Regions from separate parts of the Homo sapiens genome. Here region 1 is linked to region 2. Evidence: chromatin loops called from intact Hi-C (ENCODE). Cell type or tissue: ovary. All regions are shown on one strand.

What was found. Peaks named below come from ENCODE experiments on the same cell type or tissue, not always from the same donor. Only the 100,000 strongest peaks of a DNase experiment are listed, where the experiment ranks them.
Region 1: a loop joins it to region 2, with 19 times the contacts of the local background. A loop is called at or near these places in 1 of 110 quality-filtered maps.

What each region holds. Positions count from the first base shown.
Region 1 is chr5:79,901,173-79,905,172 of GRCh38, reverse strand. All of the region lies in intron 2 of LOC105379048 (a long non-coding RNA gene), which reads right to left. Among named protein-coding and RNA genes, the nearest start is that of LINC01455, 33 kb to the left of the region's middle. In ovary, no CTCF peak of the experiment used is centred here; no DNase peak of the experiment used is centred here.
Region 2 is chr5:79,835,379-79,839,378 of GRCh38, reverse strand. No RefSeq gene overlaps it. Among named protein-coding and RNA genes, the nearest start is that of LINC01455, 99 kb to the left of the region's middle. In ovary, no CTCF peak of the experiment used is centred here; no DNase peak of the experiment used is centred here; H3K27ac peaks cover 2,630 bases.

The DNA of each region.
Region 1 (4,000 bases), 66 kb before region 2:
GGTTATTCAGTTTCCATGTAGTTGAGCGGTTTTGAGTAAGATTCTTAATCCTGAGTTCTAGTTTGATTGCACTGTGGTCTGAGAGACAGTTTGTTATAATTTCTGTTCTTTTACATTTGCTGAGGAGAGCTTTACTTCCAAGCATGTGGTCAATTTTGGAATAGGTGTGGTGTGGTGCTGAAATAAATGTATCTTCTGTTGATTTGGGGTGGAGAGTTCTGTAGATGTCTATTAGGTCCACTTGGTGCAGAGCTGAGTTCAATTCCTGGGTATCCTTGTTAACTTTCTGTCTCGTTGATCTGTCTAATGTTGACAGTGGGGTGTTAAAGTCTCCCATTATTATTGTGTGGGAGTCTAAGTCTCTTTGTAGGTCGCTCAGGACTTGCTTTATGAATCTGGGTGCTCCTGTATTGTGTGCATATATATTTAGGATAGTTAGCTCTTCTTGTTGAATTGATCCCTTTACCATTATGTAATGGCCTTCTTTGTCTCTTTTGATCTTGTTGGTTTAAACTCTGTTTTGTCAGAGACAAGGATTGCAACCCCTGCCTTTTTTTGTTTTCCATTTGCTTGGTAGATCTTCCTCCATCCTTTTATTTTGAGCCTATGTGTGTCTCTGCATGTGAGATGGGTTTTCTGAACACAGCACACTGATGGGTCTTGACTCTTTATCCAATTTGCCAGTCTGTGTCTTTTAATTGGAGCATTTAGTCCATTTACATTTAAAGTTAATATTGTTATGTGTGAATTTGATCCTGTCATTATGATGTTAGCTGGTGATTTTGCTCGTTAGTTAATGCAGTTACTTCCTAGCCTTGATGGTCTTTACAATTTGGCATGATTTTGCAGTGGCTGGTACCGGTTGTTCCTTTCCAGGTTTAGTGCTTCCTTCAGGAGCTCTTTTAGGACAGGCCTGGTGGTGACAAAATCTCTCAGCATTTGCTTGTCTGTAAAGTATTTTATTTCTCCTTCACTTATGAAGCTTAGTTTGGCTGGATATGAAATTCTGGGTTGAAAATTCTTTTCTTTAAGAATATTGAATATTGGCCCCCACTCTCTTCTGGCTTGTAGAGTTTCTGCTGAGAGATCAGCTGTTAGTCTGATGGGCTTCCCTTTTTGGGTAATCTGACCTTTCTCTCTGGCTGCCCTTAACATTTTTTCCTTCATTTCAACTTTGGTGAATCTGACAATTATGTGTCTTGGAGTTGCTCTTCTCGAGGAGTATCTCTGTGGTGTTCTCTGTATTTCCTGAATCTGAATGTTGGCCTGCCTTGCTAGATTGGGGAAGTTCTCCTGGATAATATCCTGCAGAGTGTTTTCCAACTTGGTTCCATTCTCCCCGTCACTTTCAGGTACACCAATCAGACGTAGATTTGGTCTTTTCACATAGTCCCATATTTCTTGGAGGCTTTGTTTGTTTCTTTTAATTCTTTTTTCTCTAAACTTCCCTTCTCCCTTCATTTCATTCATTTCATCTTCCATCACTGATACCCTTTCTTCCAGTTGTTTGCATCGGCTCCTGAGGCTTCTGCATTCTTCACATAGTTCTCCAGCCTTGGCTTTCAGCTCCATCAGCTCCTTTAAGCACTTTTCTGTATTGGTTATCCTAGTTATACATTCGTCTAAATGTTTTTCAAAGTTTTTAACTTCTTTGCCTTTGGTTTGAATTTCCTCCTGTAGCTCGGAGTAGTTTGATTGTCTGAAGCCTTCTTCTCTCAACTCATCAAAGTCATTCTCCGTCCAGCTTTGTTCCGTTGCTGGTGAGGAACTGCGTTCCTTTGGAGGAGGAGAGGCACTCTGCTTTTTAGAGTTTCCAGTTTTTCTGCTCTGTTTTTTCCCCATCTTTGTGGTTTTATATACTTTTGGTCTTTGATGATGGTGATGTACAGATGGGTTTTTGGTGTGGATGTCCTTTCTGTTTGTTAGTTTTCCTCCTAACAGTCAGGACCCTCAGCTGCAGGTCTCTTGGAGTTTGCTAGAGGTCCACTCCAGACCCTGTTTGCCTGGGTATCAGCAGCAGTGGCTGCAGAACAGCAGATTTTTGTGAACTGCGAATGCTGCTGTCTGATCGTTCCTCTGGAAGTTTTGTCTCTGAGGAGTACCTGGCCGTGTGAGGTGTCAGTCTGCCCCTACTCGGGGGTGGCTCCCAGTTAGGCTGCTCAGGGATCAGGGGTCAGGGACCCATTTGAGGAGGCAGTCTGCCCATTCTCAGATCTCCAGCTGCGTGCCGGGCGAACCACTGCTCTCTTCAAAGCTGTCAGACAGGGAAATCTAAGTCTGCAGAGGTTACTGCTGTCTTTTTGTTTGTCTGTGCCCTGCCCTCAGAGGTGGAGCCTACAGAGGCAGGCAGGCCTCCTTGTGCTGTGGTGGGCTCCACCCAGTTCTAGCTTCCCAGCTGCTTTGTTTACCTAAGCAAGCCTGGGCAATGGCGGGCACCCCTCCCCCAGCCTCGCTGCCACCTTGCAGTTTGATCTCAGACTGCTGTGCTAGCAATCAGCGAGACTCTGTGGGTGTAGGACCCTCCAAGCCATGTGCGGGATATAATCTCCTGGTGCGCCGTTTTTTAAGCCCGTTGGAAAAGTGCAGTATTAGGGTGGGAGTGACCCGATTTTCCAGGTGTCGTCTGTCACCCCTTTCTTTGACTAGGAAAGGGAACTCCCTGACCCCTTGTGCTTCCCGAGTGAGGCAATGCCTCGCCCTGCTTCGGCTCGTGCACGGTGCACTGCACCCACTGTCCTGTGCCCACTGTCTGGCACTCCCTAGTGAGATGAACCTGGTACCTCAGATGGAAATGCAGAAATCACCCGTCTTCTGTGTCACTCACGCTGGGAGCTGTAGACCGGAGCTGTTCCTATTCGGCCATCTTGGCTGCCCTCCCTGCATCTTAACTTTTAATGGTTGTATTTTATTCCATATGCAGGGAATGTACCATAATCTCTTTTAACAAACTACTAATAGATATATTGCATCTATGTATGTAAGTATGTGAGTGTGTGTTTATTTTAGAGACAGGGTCTTGCGCTTTCACCCAGGCTAGAGTGCAGTGGTGTGATCACAGCTCACTGCAGCCTTGAACTCCTGGGCTCAGGAGATTCCCCCACTTTAGCCTCGCAAGTACCTGGGACTACAGGTGTGTGCCACCACGCCTCGCTAGGTTTTTATTGTTTAAGTTTTTTGTAGAGACGGGGTCTCACTTTGACATTACAAATGTCACGACTTACCCTGCCCAGCTGTTTGGAGATTTGCCATTTAACTGCATCGTGCTTGCCTTCACATGTGCCAAACACATACACTCACTCTCTTTAGTCTTTTGGCCATACTTCACAAAAGTCAGATTCTTTATAAGTCCACAGGAATCCAGTTCCAGAAACAATTTCTCACACATGTGGCCTGGCTTTCCTACCAGTTCTCCAAGTCTAGTCATTTCCTTCATGGGATTCTTTTAATTCTCTTTCCTAATGGATAATTTTTCCATTTTCTTTCCCTCCTCCCCTTACTCCATCAATGAAAATAGCAATTTTTTCATTATACAAGTAATACATACCTTTTTATTATAAAAAACTTAAAATAATCAGAAAAAAATCTAAAAATTAATATAATATAAAGAAGTGCAAAGATGAAAGAAAAATAATTATCTATAATTTCACCACCTAGAGATAATTGCTGCCAATAAATTTTGCTACTGGGATTTTCAGACTCTTTTGGAGTCTCTATTTCCAGACATTTAAGAAAACCACATAGACATGTGTTTATGTTTGTCTTAAAAATGGATAATATAATATTTTATAATCTTTTGTGTGTGTGTGTGAGACAGAGTCATACTCTGTTGCCCAGACTGGAGTGCAATGGCACGATCTTGGCTCATTGCAACCTCTGCCTCCCAGGTTCAAGTGATTCTCCTGCCTCAGCCTCCCTAATAGCTGGGATTACAGGTGCACACCATCACGCCCAGCTATTTTTTGTATTTTTAGTAGAGATGGGGCTTTGCCATGTTGTCTAG
Region 2 (4,000 bases):
GACGTGCGGCATTGCAGTACTGCTCTTGCTACAAATGTCAGATTTCCTTGGTCAGATTTGCTTATTGTGGGACTTTCTGCTGAGATATATCAGAGATGTTACAACTGCGAGAAATGCAGGCAGTTCTCTGCGATCCATCTGCCATGCAATGACAAGAGATGCTTAAAGGCTGTCTGGTAGAACTGCCTTCTTTAGAAACCTGAGGGCCGGGCGCAGTGGCTCACGCCTGTAATCCCAGCACTTTGGAAGGCCGAGGCAGGCAGATCACGAGGTTAGGAGATCGAGACCATCGTGGCCAACACGGTGAAATCCCGTCTCTACTAAAAATACAAAAAAAAGAAAAAAAGAAAAAATTAGCTGGGCATGGCGGTGGGCGCCTGTAGTCCCAGCTACTCAGGAGGCTGAGGCAGGAGAATGGCATGAACCCGGGAAACGGAGCTTGCAGTAAGCCGAGATCGCGCCTCTGCCCTCCAGCCTGGGCGGCAGAGCGAGACTCTGTCTCGGGAAAAAAAAAAAGAAAGAAAGAAAAAAAAGAAACCTGAGAGCACCAGGAGCCCATAAAAGGAGCCAAGACTACCCCTTCGAATCTAAGCCCCTCCGAGAGCGCAGTGTCAAGAGGTGCATCATTCAAGAAGTCTCCTGCAGGGTGAAGTCCTCTCCAAAATGAGCACTATGTGAATTCATTTCAGCAAAGTGAGGAAAATTGATTTCTCAATATGAAAGGATAGCTTTGACAATAGCCCTGGGGTGGGGGACAGGGGGAACTAACTAAAACACTAGGTCTTGGATACTTAATCAAATAAATCAACCTGGAGGCTCAACTGGATTCCCCAAGCAAAGAGTGCATGTGAAGCTTATAAAACTTTCCTTCTCCCCCTCAGAGGGACAGTAGCCTGGCAAAAACCCAAATGTTCCAGGAGCAGGACTCACAGGCATCTTGCGGTGCGTCCATTCCCCAGAGGGAGCAAAAGGCGAGCATGCTCACTTCCCAGATGGCTAGTTTGGGAAGACAGGGGCTGGCTGCTCCCCAAACCCTTCCCTAATCACCTGGCCTTGGCTTAGGGAGCTGGAGTGGAGGCTGCTCCTCTGAGAAATACATTTGCCCTTTGGTTACAAAACATCTCCAAATGATTGATGAACCAGTCTCAGGGAAGAGAGAAATGTCACCAGCACATGAAATACAGCCACCTTGAGAAAAAAGTATTTCACCCTTTCTGGAGGCCCTAAGCCACAGGGACATTCATTAGAACAGGAGTGAAAGAGGATCAGATTCAGTTGCAGTTGCAGGGATGTGAGGCAGGCTGACAAAGAAGTCATGGTCCCATGTAACAAGATGATAAATTTGCTCACAATAAACTGTGACATTTGTTTTCTCCTTTGGCTAAGTGCCCCTAGTACTGGATCCAGCCCTTAGCTGGGGCCATAACTCTTCCTCAGCAGATGGTGTCCACTGGCCTTAGGAATCTGGGTGGAGGCCCTCCAGACTGCAGGTGGAAATGTCGCAGGCCATGTTGACCTTGGGCACACTCTGGCTCGGGACAGAAGCCGGTTCAGAGTTAGCCTCTCTTGGGGAAGCTACCAGCTTTGTGACCACATATTATTTCACCTCTCCAGGGCTTTGATTCTTCTTGTATAAAAGGTAGGGATCAGACTAGGTATGTTTTTGTAAACTAAAAAGAAAATCCTAAGTGTCTCACTGACTGAACAAACCCCTTGTGGCCAAGGGGACTCTAGAAAAGCCTTAAAACTCAGTTCCTGGCCATGACGAGGCAGGGGGTCAGACATGCCTCATTATTCCCCCTCTCTTTTATGGTTTTAACACAACTGACCAGCGTTCAGGTTAAAATAGAGACCATAAGATTGACAGAACAGACTCTTTGTTACAATAAGATACCATATTATACACAGGATCTAAGGCTATGCCAGGCAAGGGTTAAGTCACACACGCCTTAAAGAATAAACTGTGGGCCCAGTGGGTGGCTCATGCCTGTATTCCCAGCAATTTGGGAGGTCAAGGTGGAGGGATCACGTGAGGTCAGGAGTTCGAGACCAGCCTGGGCAACATGGCAAAATCCCATCTCTACAAAAAATAAAAAAATTAGCCATGCATGGTGGCACATGCCTGTGGTCCCAGCTACTCAGGAGGCTGCGGTAGGAGGATCAATTGAGCCAGGGAGGTCAAGGCTGCAGTGAGCCATGATTGTGCCATTGCCCTCCAGTCTGGGTGACAGGGCAAGACGCTGTCGCAGAAAAAAAAAAAGAACATGTTCTAACTGCCACGAGATTTTATCCCCTCCTCTAGCTGCTGAACAAGAACTGGACTCAAGATAAGCAAGATTAAAACAATTACAGCTCATCCAGCTCGCAGACACTGACTAACTGATCCCCTGTTCTACCAGCTGTATCGTATCTGTGATTGAATAAGAGACTGATTTCTGTAACTTTCTCCTGATAGGAAGACCACCAAACATGGACTGGTCCCGGCTGGCTTACAGAGGCTGTGCACTTAAGTGCCATCATTTGCTAAAAAGACCTTTTGACATATAGGGCCTAGCTGTAATACATTTCAATGTTCAGTCTCCATCCCAAGGTGAACATGGGTCATATGTTATATACATATTGTTTCAATACGCCCGTGTCAGGACTACCTTCATGAGTATACATAGCACTTCCTGCAACCTATTGAATATGTATGTTTAGCCAGCCGGGTTGGCATAAAGCTCCTACCCCAACTTCTCTTCCTTCCAAGTGCCCGTCTCTCTGGTCTTGGCTGGAGGCTGTGCTTCCCAGTCTGTGGGATGGCTACCTTGCGGACTATAACACCTTATAAAAAATAAAGTCTGCTTTCCTTTTCTTTTTTTTTTTTTTTTAATTTTTTAAGGTGGGGCGGGGGGGTCTCACTATATTTCCCAGGCTGCTTTTGAACTCCTGGGCTCAAGCAATCTGCCCACCCCAGCCTCCCAAAGTGCTGGGTTTACAGGTGTAAGCCACCATGCCCGGCCTCCTCTCCTATTCTAAATTTATAAATGGTGTGTGTGTGTTTTTAAGTTAATATTTTCAAATTTGTATTAGCAATAGAATACATTCTGTAGACAAGGCCCCCAATAACAGATAAAACAAATATAAGTGGAGCTTCTTCAAGGTTAGCATGACGTAATGGGAAGGAGTTTCAGAATTCGAATTCCAGCTCTGCCACTTATGAGGTGTGTGACCTTGGACAAGCTACTTACCCTCTGAGCCTTAGCTTTCTCATTCGTAAAATAGAGATTGTAATAAAACCTACTTCAGGCCAGGCACGGTGGCTCAAGCCTGTAATCCCCACACTTTGGGAGGCCGAGGCGGGCGAATCACGAGGTCAGGAGATCGAGACCATCCTAGCTAATATGGTGAAACCTCGTCTGTACTAAACATACAAAAAAATTAGCCGGGCGTGGTGGCGGGCACCTATAGTCCCAGCCACTCAGGAGGCTGAGGCAGGAGAATGGCGTGAACCCGGGAGGCGGAGCTTGCAGTGAGCCGAGATCGAGCAACTGCACTCCAGCCTGGGCGACAGAGCAAGACTCCGTCTCAAAAAAAAAAAAAAAAAAAAAAAAGAAAAAAAAGAAAAGAAAAAAACCTACTTCATAGGGTTACAGTAAGGATTAATGAGATAATGCATGTATAGTGCCTAGTACAGAAGGGTTTAGTGAGCATTTGCTACCATGATTCACCATTATCAGGTTGCAGCAGGGGTGGGGGCCTTGAGTTTCGCACACTCATCCTTCCTTCTCACTTTTATGCCACACCTGTAGTGTTGAAGAATCCTTGAGAGACCTCAGGGCTCTGTGGGGTGCAGCTTGAGAACCACTGGGTAGAGGAGTATTTCCTAGACTTTCCTCGGGTCAGAGTCACTGAGTAGCTTGTTAAATACCCCCCGCAACCAAGCTCAGGCCCCGGTGCTCTGTGCTTAACAAGCACATCAAGTGTTTCCTATCTTCAGGCACTTTGTGGGGACCTAGGA